2 separate regions of the Homo sapiens genome follow, and region 1 is linked to region 2. Evidence: chromatin contacts called from ENCODE Hi-C or POLR2A ChIA-PET data. All regions are on one chromosome and are shown on one strand. The core of a region is the stretch at or near the end of the contact, and the rest is flanking DNA. Distances in the headings are between cores, read along the strand shown. Region 1 has its middle 22 kb from the start of LNCOG. Region 2 overlaps NAP1L1 (nucleosome assembly protein 1 like 1).

Region 1 (4,644 bases), core at 310-2,809, 180 kb after region 2:
GGCCTAAGCCTGAGATGGAATGGCTGCTGGGCTCAGCTGCTGCCTCTGGTTCTGCTTTAGAGAAGCTGATATTTCTACAGCCTATGTTCAGGCTGACTTTGGAGACCAAAAATTTTATTCCAGGAGATTTTTGTTAATCCAAGCAGCTAGCAAGAACAACTCCTAGCCTGGGCAACATGGTGAAACCCCGTCTCTACAAAAAAATACAAAAATTAGCCAGGCGTGGAGATGTGTGCCTGTAGTCCCAGCTATTTGGGAGGCTGAGGCAGAAGGATTGCTTAAGCCAGGGAAGTGGAGGCTGCAGTGAACTGAAGTCACACCACTGCACTCCAGCCTGGGTGACAGCAAGAATTTATCTCAAAAAAAAAAAAAAAAAAAAGCAAGAATAACTTGTAATCCCAGCACTTTTGGAGGCTAAGGCAGGAGGATCGCTTGAGACCAAACTGGGCAACAAAGCAAAACCCTATCTCAACAAAAAATAAAAATAAAAAATTAGCAGGGCATACTGGCATGCACCTGTAGTCCCAGCTACTTGGGAGGCTGAGGCAGGAGGATTGCTCAGCCCAGGAGTTTGAGGCTGCAGTGTGCCGTGATTTCATTCCAGCCTATGTGACAGGGCAAGACCCTGTCTCAAAAGACACACAAACACACACACACACACACACACACACACACACACAGACACACACGTGCAAGTGCTCCCTTATCAAACTAGGCTAATAAACCTCTCTAGGTGAGAAGCTGAACATTTAACACAGAGGCAGAAACCACAGGCCCACTTTTTTTGAGAGCTTAAATGGGGAAGGATCTGCCATAAAATCATTTCGTTCCAGCCATATCCTCAGTTTTGGGGAAAAACAGAAGAGGGGTGTAATTCTGAGTGTTCTGAGGTAGTTCTAGATGCAGTTACTTCTGCTACTGTAATAAATAAATCCCCAAATTTCAGTGACTTAACAATAGTAACTCTCACCTTCATGCAGAGCAATGGCTGCCGGGGTGGGGCGTAGTCACTCGGGGACTCAGGCTAACAGAGGCCCCACTCTCTGAAAACACATTGCTTCCAAGGTCACCATGAATATTCGCGTTCAGCTAGCAGATAGAATGAGCCAGGGGTAGACAATTTTTAGGTTCATCCCCGAACATGCAGTATACTCATGCATCACTTAATGATGGGGATATGTTCTGAGAAATGTGTCCTTAGGTGATTTCGTCTTTGTGCTTACACAAACCTAGGTGGCATAGCCTACTACACACCTAGGCTAGATGGTATGGCCTGTTGCTCCTAGGCTACAAAACTGTACAGCATTTGACTGTACTGAATACTATAGGCATTGTAACACAGTGGTAAGCATTTGTGTATCTAAACACAGAAAAGGTACAGTAAAAATACAGTATTATCATCTGATGAAACCACTGTTGTATATGCATCCGCCCATTGACTGAAACGTCGTTATGCAGTGCGTGGTGGTACATCACTTTTGCCTCTGTACAATTCACAGAACTCAGGCATGTGGCCACACCTGGCTTCTAGAAGAGCTGGGAAATGCAGTCTGTTTGCCAAGGAGGAAAGGAAAATAATGTGACTCAACCTATCCAAGCTTCCGTCTACTATCAGACAGGCATCTGCAGGTTGTGTGAGTAATTATGGTGTCAGCCCGTCAGTAGATAAAAGCAAGAGGCCTCTAGGGTCTTTATTTCCTGGAGCGCTCTATGAAACTCTATTCTGCCAAATGTGCCCATGGATCTCTTAGAATCTTCCTTTGGTCTTCAACCTCCACAAATTCCTAAGACAAACTGAACACTTTTTTGAGGAATTGGTATTGCTACCAATTCCTTTCAAAAGTACTTCATGACATCAATTGTTATTGTTAGACCCTGTGTTTAAGCCAGTTTTATGGTGTTCGCTGTGTATGTCTCTCGGACTGTCAGATACACATTTTCCTGAATCCCAAGACACGAGGAAGGAGTCCCTTACTGTCTTCGTAAGAGAAGCCTTAGTGAAATCAGGTGTCTGATTCCCTCTGTCTAGGAAAGCCCTGGGGTAAGGTACCAGACCTTCCGCATTTCCTCAGCACTTAGCACTGTCACTTAGCAGGCACCCAATATAAGTATGTTATGTTGAATTCTATTAAACTGCTTCTAGGTTTAACAAGAGTCATTTAATTTTGTAACTCTCTCCAAGTGAGACAGGTTCTCACTCTGTCACCAAGGCTTAAGTATAGTGGTGCAATCACAGCTCACAGCAGCCTAAACCTCCCAGGCCCAAGCGATCCTCCCACCTCCACCTCCTGAGTAGCTGGGACTACAGATGTGTCACCCCACCTGACTAGTTTTAAAATTTTTTGTAGGGGCTGGGTCTTGCTATGTTTCTCAGGCTGGTTTCAAACTCCTGGCCTCAAGCAGTCGTCCCACCTTAGCCTCCCAAAGTGCTGGGATTACAGGTATGAGCCACCATGCTTAGCCTCTCTCCAATTTTTAATTGAAATTTTTATTGAGATAGTTGTAGGTTCACATGCAGAAATAATGTAGAAAATCCCCTGTGTATTTGCTTTGTTTCCTCCAATGGTAACATTTTGCAAAACTATAGTATACAGACAATCAGGATACTGACATAGACACAATCTACCAGTCTTATTCATATTCCTCTCGTTTTACCTGTACGTGTATGTGTGAAAGTGCTATGCAATTTTATCACCTGTGTAGGTTTGCACATCCATCACAACCAAGATGCAAAACAGTTTCAATGCCATAAGGATCTCTAGCGTTGTCCTTTTTTTTCTTTTTCTCTTTATTTATTTATTTTTTGAGCTGGAGTCTCGCTCTGTTGCCCAGGCTGGAGTGCAGTGGTGCGATCTCTGCTCACTACAACTTCCGTCTCCCGGGTTCAAGCAATTTTCCTGCCTCAGCCTCCTGAGTAGCTGGGACTACAGGTGTCTGCCACCAAGCTCGGCTAATTTTTTTTTTTTTTTTTGTATTTTTAGTAGAGACAGAGTTTCACCACGTTGGTCAGGCCGATCTCCAACTCCAGACCTCAAATGATCTGCCCACCTTGGCCTCCCAAAGTGCTGGGATTACAGGCATGAGCCATCTTGCCCAGCCCATTGCCGTTTTCTAACCACACTCACCTCCCTCCCACGCTTTCACCCTGAGTCCTTAACTCCTGGCAAACACTAATTCGCCCACCATCTGTAACATGTTACCTTTTAAAAATGTTGTATAAATAGAATTACACAGTATGTAACCTTTTGGAATTTTTTTTTTACTCAGTAATTCCCTGGTGAGTCAACCAAGTTGTTTTGTATACTAATAGTTGGCTCTTTTTCTTCTATTGCTGAGTATGCTATGCTATGTATGTACCACAGTTGGTTTAACCACTCACCTGTTGAAAGACATCTGGGCTGATTATAGTTTTGAACTATTACAAATAAAGCTATATATTCATGTACAGGTTTCTTCTATTTTTTATAGTTCTAGTTTTTAGGGAAATATTGTGACTGAAACTATCCATCAACCCTCATAGTCTGAAAAGTCCCGGTGCCCTCAGTAATAGCTATCTCTCCTTCCCTTTGCCACCGCCCCACCTCCTTTTTTTTGGCAGCACCCTCACTCCACCCCAGCATAGAGTTTAACCTCTCTGGCTTTATCTTCTTCATATGTCTTTTGTTGTGAAACGTTTATTTAGTAGTCCAGTTTTACTTTGTACCTAATAGACTTGGATTTGAACCTTGAATCTCCTTTCTCTTACTCACTGCTTTTTTTCTGGATCCTGAAACTTTTTTGCCCCACTCACTCTCACACTGAGCTCCCTGTGGGCCCCCGAGGTCCTCACTCTGGGCTAGGCCTCACCAAGGGAAAGAAGGTCAGATACATTCTTGCCTTTACCTCATATTTACTACGCAGAAACTCCTACTTTAGCCTGTTCATGGACACTCAGGAGATACCACTTTACATAAGCCACTAACTAGGTCAAGATTTATTCAGTTTACCAATATTATTTTGTACCTGTACTTATGGAATATCATAGTTTGCTTTGGAAGTAGAGCTGAATTCTGCATGTGCACAAAAAGACCATGATAGAGCAAATATTACCTGTCTTAGTTCACTGGGGCTACTGTGGCAAAATACCATAAACTGAATAGCTTATAAACAACTTAAATTTACTTCTCATAGTTCTGGGGTTTGGGAAGTCCAAGATTAAAGTGCCAGCAGATTTGATGTCTAGTGAGGCCTTATTTCCTGGTTCCATAGACTGTGTCTTCTTGGTGTATCTTCAAATCGTGGAAGAGCAAAGGAGCTCCCTGGGGTGTCTTTTGTCAGGGCACTCATTTCATTCATGAAGACCTTGCTCTCATGACTTAATCATCTCCCAAGAGGCCCCAGTTCCTAAAACCATTACGCTGGGGGTCGGGTTTCAACATATGAATCTGCGGGGAGGGTGGGGGTCGGGGGGGCAGGTAGGGAGGGAGACACAAACTTTCACACCATAGCAATACCCAAAGTATATAATTAATACTAATATAGACTGGGCTCAGTGGCTCACACCTGTAATCCCAGCACTTTGGGAGGCCAAGGTAGGGGACTTGCTTGAGCCCAGGAGTTTGTGACCAGCCTGGGCCACACATGGCAAAACGCTGTCTATACTAA
Region 2 (4,921 bases), core at 1-2,500:
CAAAAAGCACAGTCACCAGATATTACCTTCAAAGTTCTAGTCTATCTGTGTAAACACCGCCGTTGCCCATAACAAACCTTAATCCCATCAAAATTACTGCTACCACACCCCTCCAAAGAGAACCACTAAGGTGACCAAGATGTGTAGGAAAAACCATTTTAGTAAAAAAAAAATGTAAAAACTAATTAAAAATGAAGACTTAAGCATAATAAACAAGAAAAGCAACAGAAATACTAATTTGGTCCATTGCCTCACCCCATGGTGTTCTTAATCAAAACATTATATTCTCTTTACCAAACAACATAAAATAGCAATGCTAGAGAGGTGGAACACTTAACACAGCACTGAATGTGTGTCACAGCTCTGCCATTATTCATTGTGGGCAAGTCACTTAGAAGCCTCCATGTCTTCACTTGAAAATGGCAACAATCCTCAGCCTACCATGAAGTTAAAAAAAAAAAAAGAATATAATGAATCTACAAACTAAAAACTGTAAGCCAGGCGCAGTGGCTCACGCTTGTAATCCCAGCACTTTGGGAAGTGAGGTGGGTGGATCATTTAAGGTCAGGAGTTGGAGACCAGCCTGGCCAACATGGCGAAACCCCATCTTTACTAAAAGTACAAAAAATTAGTCAGGCATGGTGGCGCACGCCTGTTATCCAGTTACTGGGAGAAGGAGGCAGAAGAATTGCTTGAACCCAGGAGGTGGAGGTTGCAATAAGCCGAGACTGCACTCCAGCCTGGGCAACAGAGACTCAAAAAAACTATAAAAATAGGCTGGGCACAGTGGCTCAGTGGTTCAAGCCCATAATCCCAACAGTTTGGGAGGCTGAGGTGCGAAGATTGCTTGAAGCCAGGAGTCTAAGACCAGCCTAGGCAAGAAGACTCTGCCTCTACAAAAAAAAGTAGATTAAGCTGGGCATAGTAGCTTCAGATAGTCCTAGCAACTTGGGAGGCTGAGGTGGGAGAATAGCTTGGGCCCAGGAATGAGCTGCAGTGAGCCAAGATCATGCCAGTGTACTCCAGCCTGGGCAACACAGCAAGTCCCTGTCTCTTAAACAAAAAAACTATAAAATGTAAGGAAATAATGACTTTTTGAGTACAGATGGTGGTGCCAGGTTGAATAACAGTTCATCTGCATTATCATTCTTACAAAAAGGAAAAATATTTCCTAGGTATAAAAATACAACTGATGCTCTAGGGAGGCCCTGGCCGGGGAAACGAGTTGCATTTGTCGGCTCAGCTGGCAACAGTGGCGGGAGCAGAGCTGGCGGGGCCTGTGCAACTGCCTGGGTTTGTGAAATGGCTGCTGACGTTTCCGATTCCAATAGGGCTGACTGCAAAGGAGACCCAAGGAACAGAGCCAAGTTAGATGCTGATTACCTACTTTGAGTCCTTTATTGTGGAGTCTGTTCATTACCAATAGAGTACTGTGAATATATGCCTGATGTTGCTAAATGTAGACAATGATTAGAGAAGAATTTTCCAAATGAATATGCAAAACTTACTGTGGAAAATTCACCCAAACAAGAAGCTGGAATCTGTCAAGGTCAAGGAACAGCAGGGGAAGAAGAGGAGAAGAAAAAACAGAAGAGAGGTGGAAGGGGTCAAATAAAACAAAAAAACAAAGACGGTACCACAAAAGGTTACTATAGCCAAAATTCCCAGAGCAAAGAAATATGTGACAAGGGTTGTGGCCTTGTAACTTTTGAAATTGATCTTAAATCACACAAAGATTTTTTGCTCAAAAATTCTCCTGTGGTGCCTCAGTAACAGAGGAGGATGAAATTATCATTCAAGGAGACTTTACAGATGACATAATTGAGGTCATTCAGGAAAAACAGACAGAAGTAGATGATGACAGCATCGAAGATCTTGGAGAAGAAGTGAATTTGAAAATTTGTCTGTAGTTAATGGCCTGAACTGACAGTAGATATGGCCAAAGGGAGAGAGGCCTACATATATATATATATATATATATATATATATGTATTCTACAGTAAAACTGTAGACTGCCTTCGTTCTTGGCATTTTCCCTGTTCTGTACAAGGCTGCTTATTTTTTTATTGCCAAAGTCAAATAAACAGGAGAGACTGTCATGCTCATACATGAACAGAATTTAGTCAAATAAAAAATTTTGGTTATTTGGTACTTTTTTTTTTTTTTTTTGAGACGGAGTCTCACACTGTCGCCTGGGCTGGAGCGCAGTGGTGCGATCTCGGCTCACTGCAACCTCGACTTCCCGAGTTCAAGTGATTCTCCTGCCTGAGCCTCCCGAGTAGGTGGGATTAGAGGCACCCGCCTCCACACCCAGCTAATATTTTGTATTTTTAGTAGAGATGGGATTTCACCATGTTGGCCAGGCTGGTCTCGAACTCCTGACCTAGTGATTGGCCCACCTAGGCCTCCCAAAGTGCTGGGATTACAGGCATGAGCCACTGCGCCTGGCCTTTCTCTTTCTCTCTTTTTATTTTTTGAAAAACCCGGTAGACTTTGCGGTGACCATTTTTGTTGATTATTTTACTGATCTAAAGCTGAGTGATTTTTTAAAAGAATTTGAATTTGGCTTCCTCACCAATAATATGTCTCCTTGCTTCTCTGATGTGATAGTTTTGAGATGGGTGAGAATCTAATATATCTGTGGTTGAATTTGCTTTGCTGTTATCAAGTCCACCCTATGGGCACAATAACATACTGTTGGTAGGAGTTGTTGGAGCTATTCTGGAGATTATTTGGTAAAGTATACTAAAAGCCTTAAAACCACGTATGTGCACTGTTTGAACCAGTAAGCCACTTCTTTGAAATTAGAAGACATTAGAAGAAACAATAAGCCTTGCAATAAAACTTATGGATGAAAGTATTCATCACAATATGATTTATAATAAAAAATTGCAAATGTTATAAGTGAACAATTGGAAAATGGTTAAGGAAGTGATGGTGCACTGTGTGGTATGTTTATGTTTAAAGATGTGGTATGCATATGTTTAAAGAATCATATTTTCTAAGATTATTTGGAAACATGTTTGGTAATGTCAAGTGGGGGCACCCCAGATACATTTTAGACATTTAATCATCATCGTTCTGAGAGGAAGGCCATTCAGAGATGCTAGAGGTTCTTATTCTGGATATAAATTACATGAGTAAAATTCTACTAACCAATTAAAAATAATGTACAACCATGTTCAATATACAGTCCTGGAAATAGCAATTATGTCTTTTCACAAGAGAAAATGACAGTTTTAATGCTCCATCAGATGAATTCGAACTTTAAGTCAGGTGCTGCAAATTGGAAATAAGACTTGTGGTGTTTTAAACTGCTGTGGACACTTAAGAAACTTAGAACCCATGAAACCGCTGCTTATTGCCATGCAAATTACAATCTTGAATGACTGTTTTTTAAAAATAAAGTAATAGAAAAACGTGTAATAAAGACGTAAAATTAAAAAATGAAAAAATACAACTGGTTATATAATATTGTACTCCATCATTAAATGCTAACATTTCTGACAAGTCCTAAGATTTTATCATCTTAAAAACATACCAAAATAAAGTTGGTACTAACCGAAATCTCATCTTCTTCATCTGGTTTCCATTCACATTCTTCTTCCGTAGGTTCATAAATTGCATTAATAATTTCAAATCGCTAAAATGATTTAAAAAAAAAAGGCTGTATAAAAACACTGGCATCCAAGCTAAAACCAGTGGTTTCTCACTAAGAAGTCTTACAAATTTAACAAATGCATACCACAACTTTAACTGCTATTATTGATAGTTCCTCCAAGTGCTGCCTCTAATAACAATTTCAATGAGAGTTCTAAAGATTAACCTCTTCCAAGTCTGCTTATGTTTCTAGAATTCGTCTTCTAGAATGTTAAATTAAACAAAGTAGGAGAAAGCATTACCTTATCAAATAGAGGCTGATAGAGAACAGCATACTTCCTTTCAAGATCGTGAACTTCCTCATAGAATTTGGCTTCTATCTGTGCACATTTAACTTGCAGGTTTTTGAGAGCATTCACTCGTCTTTTAACTACCCTAGGCAGGCTGAAAGGTTAGAAATCAGTTATATAGCATCAGAGTAAAATGGAAGTCACACTTCTTTTGTCATACTGAAACTGAAGCATTGGAGTTAGTGAATGACAGGTTTTTTATCTGAAGCAAAAGGTAGATTCAAAGTAAATAAAAATCAAATAGATATAAATACATTGATCCACTGGCTATATTTCAAAAGTAGAAATGTAACTGGGTAAATTGATAAACAAAATGTAAATCATATTGTCAACCCTAAATCTTTACCCAAGTTAAGTGTTGGACTTGTCATTGCTGAAGTCATGGACAGACCATCTTAATTCTGAGAACAATGATTACTTGGATTTTTCTTTTACATATATCTCACCCATACAAGTTATTAGGAAAAAGGAGGGGAGCATAGACATATCAGGAAAAAGGACAAGATTCCACACACCATTATTTTTTTAGTCTCCATATTTAATTAGGAATTAGTAATTACATTATTAAATACAAGTGTAACATACTATAAAGAGGAGACATGTATTTTTAAAATAACAGCTTTAGGGCCAGGTGCTATGGCTCACAACTGTAGTCCCAGCACCTTGGGAAGCCGAGGCAGGTGGATTCCTTTAGCCCAAAAACTCAAGACCAGCCTGGGCAACATGACAAAACCCTGTCCTTACAAAAAATACAAAAATTAGCTGGGTGTGGTGGTGCATGCCTGTGGTCCCAGCCACTTGGAAGGCTAAGATGAGAGCATCACCTGAGCCTGGGATGTCGAGGCTGAATTGAGCAAGATTGCACCACCACTGCACTCCAGCCTGGCTGACAGAATGAGACCCTGTCTCAAAAATAAATAACAGCTTTGATGAGATAAAGTTCATACACCATACAATGAACTGTGAAGCAC

Evidence for each region. A loop is a pair of places that touch in the nucleus more often than their neighbours do. ChIA-PET counts read pairs that join two places held with the same protein, here RNA polymerase II (POLR2A).
Region 1: a loop to region 2 is called in a map of PC-3, with 2.1 times the contacts of the local background. The contact joins two enhancer-like sites. A Hi-C loop is called at or near these places in 1 of 168 maps with a recorded cell type or tissue (PC-3). POLR2A ChIA-PET finds 5 or more read pairs at or near these places in 1 of 52 experiments (activated T-cell).

What each region holds. Positions count from the first base shown.
Region 1 is chr12:76,235,257-76,239,900 of GRCh38, forward strand. No RefSeq gene overlaps it. Among named protein-coding and RNA genes, the nearest start is that of LNCOG, 22 kb to the right of the region's middle. Within about 2 kb of position 1,560, at least 3 of the 41 ENCODE cell types and tissues checked have a DNase peak (open chromatin) inside an H3K27ac peak, as active enhancers do.
Region 2 is chr12:76,056,236-76,061,156 of GRCh38, forward strand. It overlaps NAP1L1 (nucleosome assembly protein 1 like 1), which reads right to left. Exons shown (of 15, transcript NM_004537.7): 5 at 3,903-4,044; 6 at 3,563-3,643. It also overlaps the pseudogene DENRP2. Among named protein-coding and RNA genes, the nearest start is that of NAP1L1, 26 kb to the right of the region's middle. RefSeq lists an enhancer at 1-17. Within about 2 kb of position 1,251, at least 2 of the 41 ENCODE cell types and tissues checked have a DNase peak (open chromatin) inside an H3K27ac peak, as active enhancers do.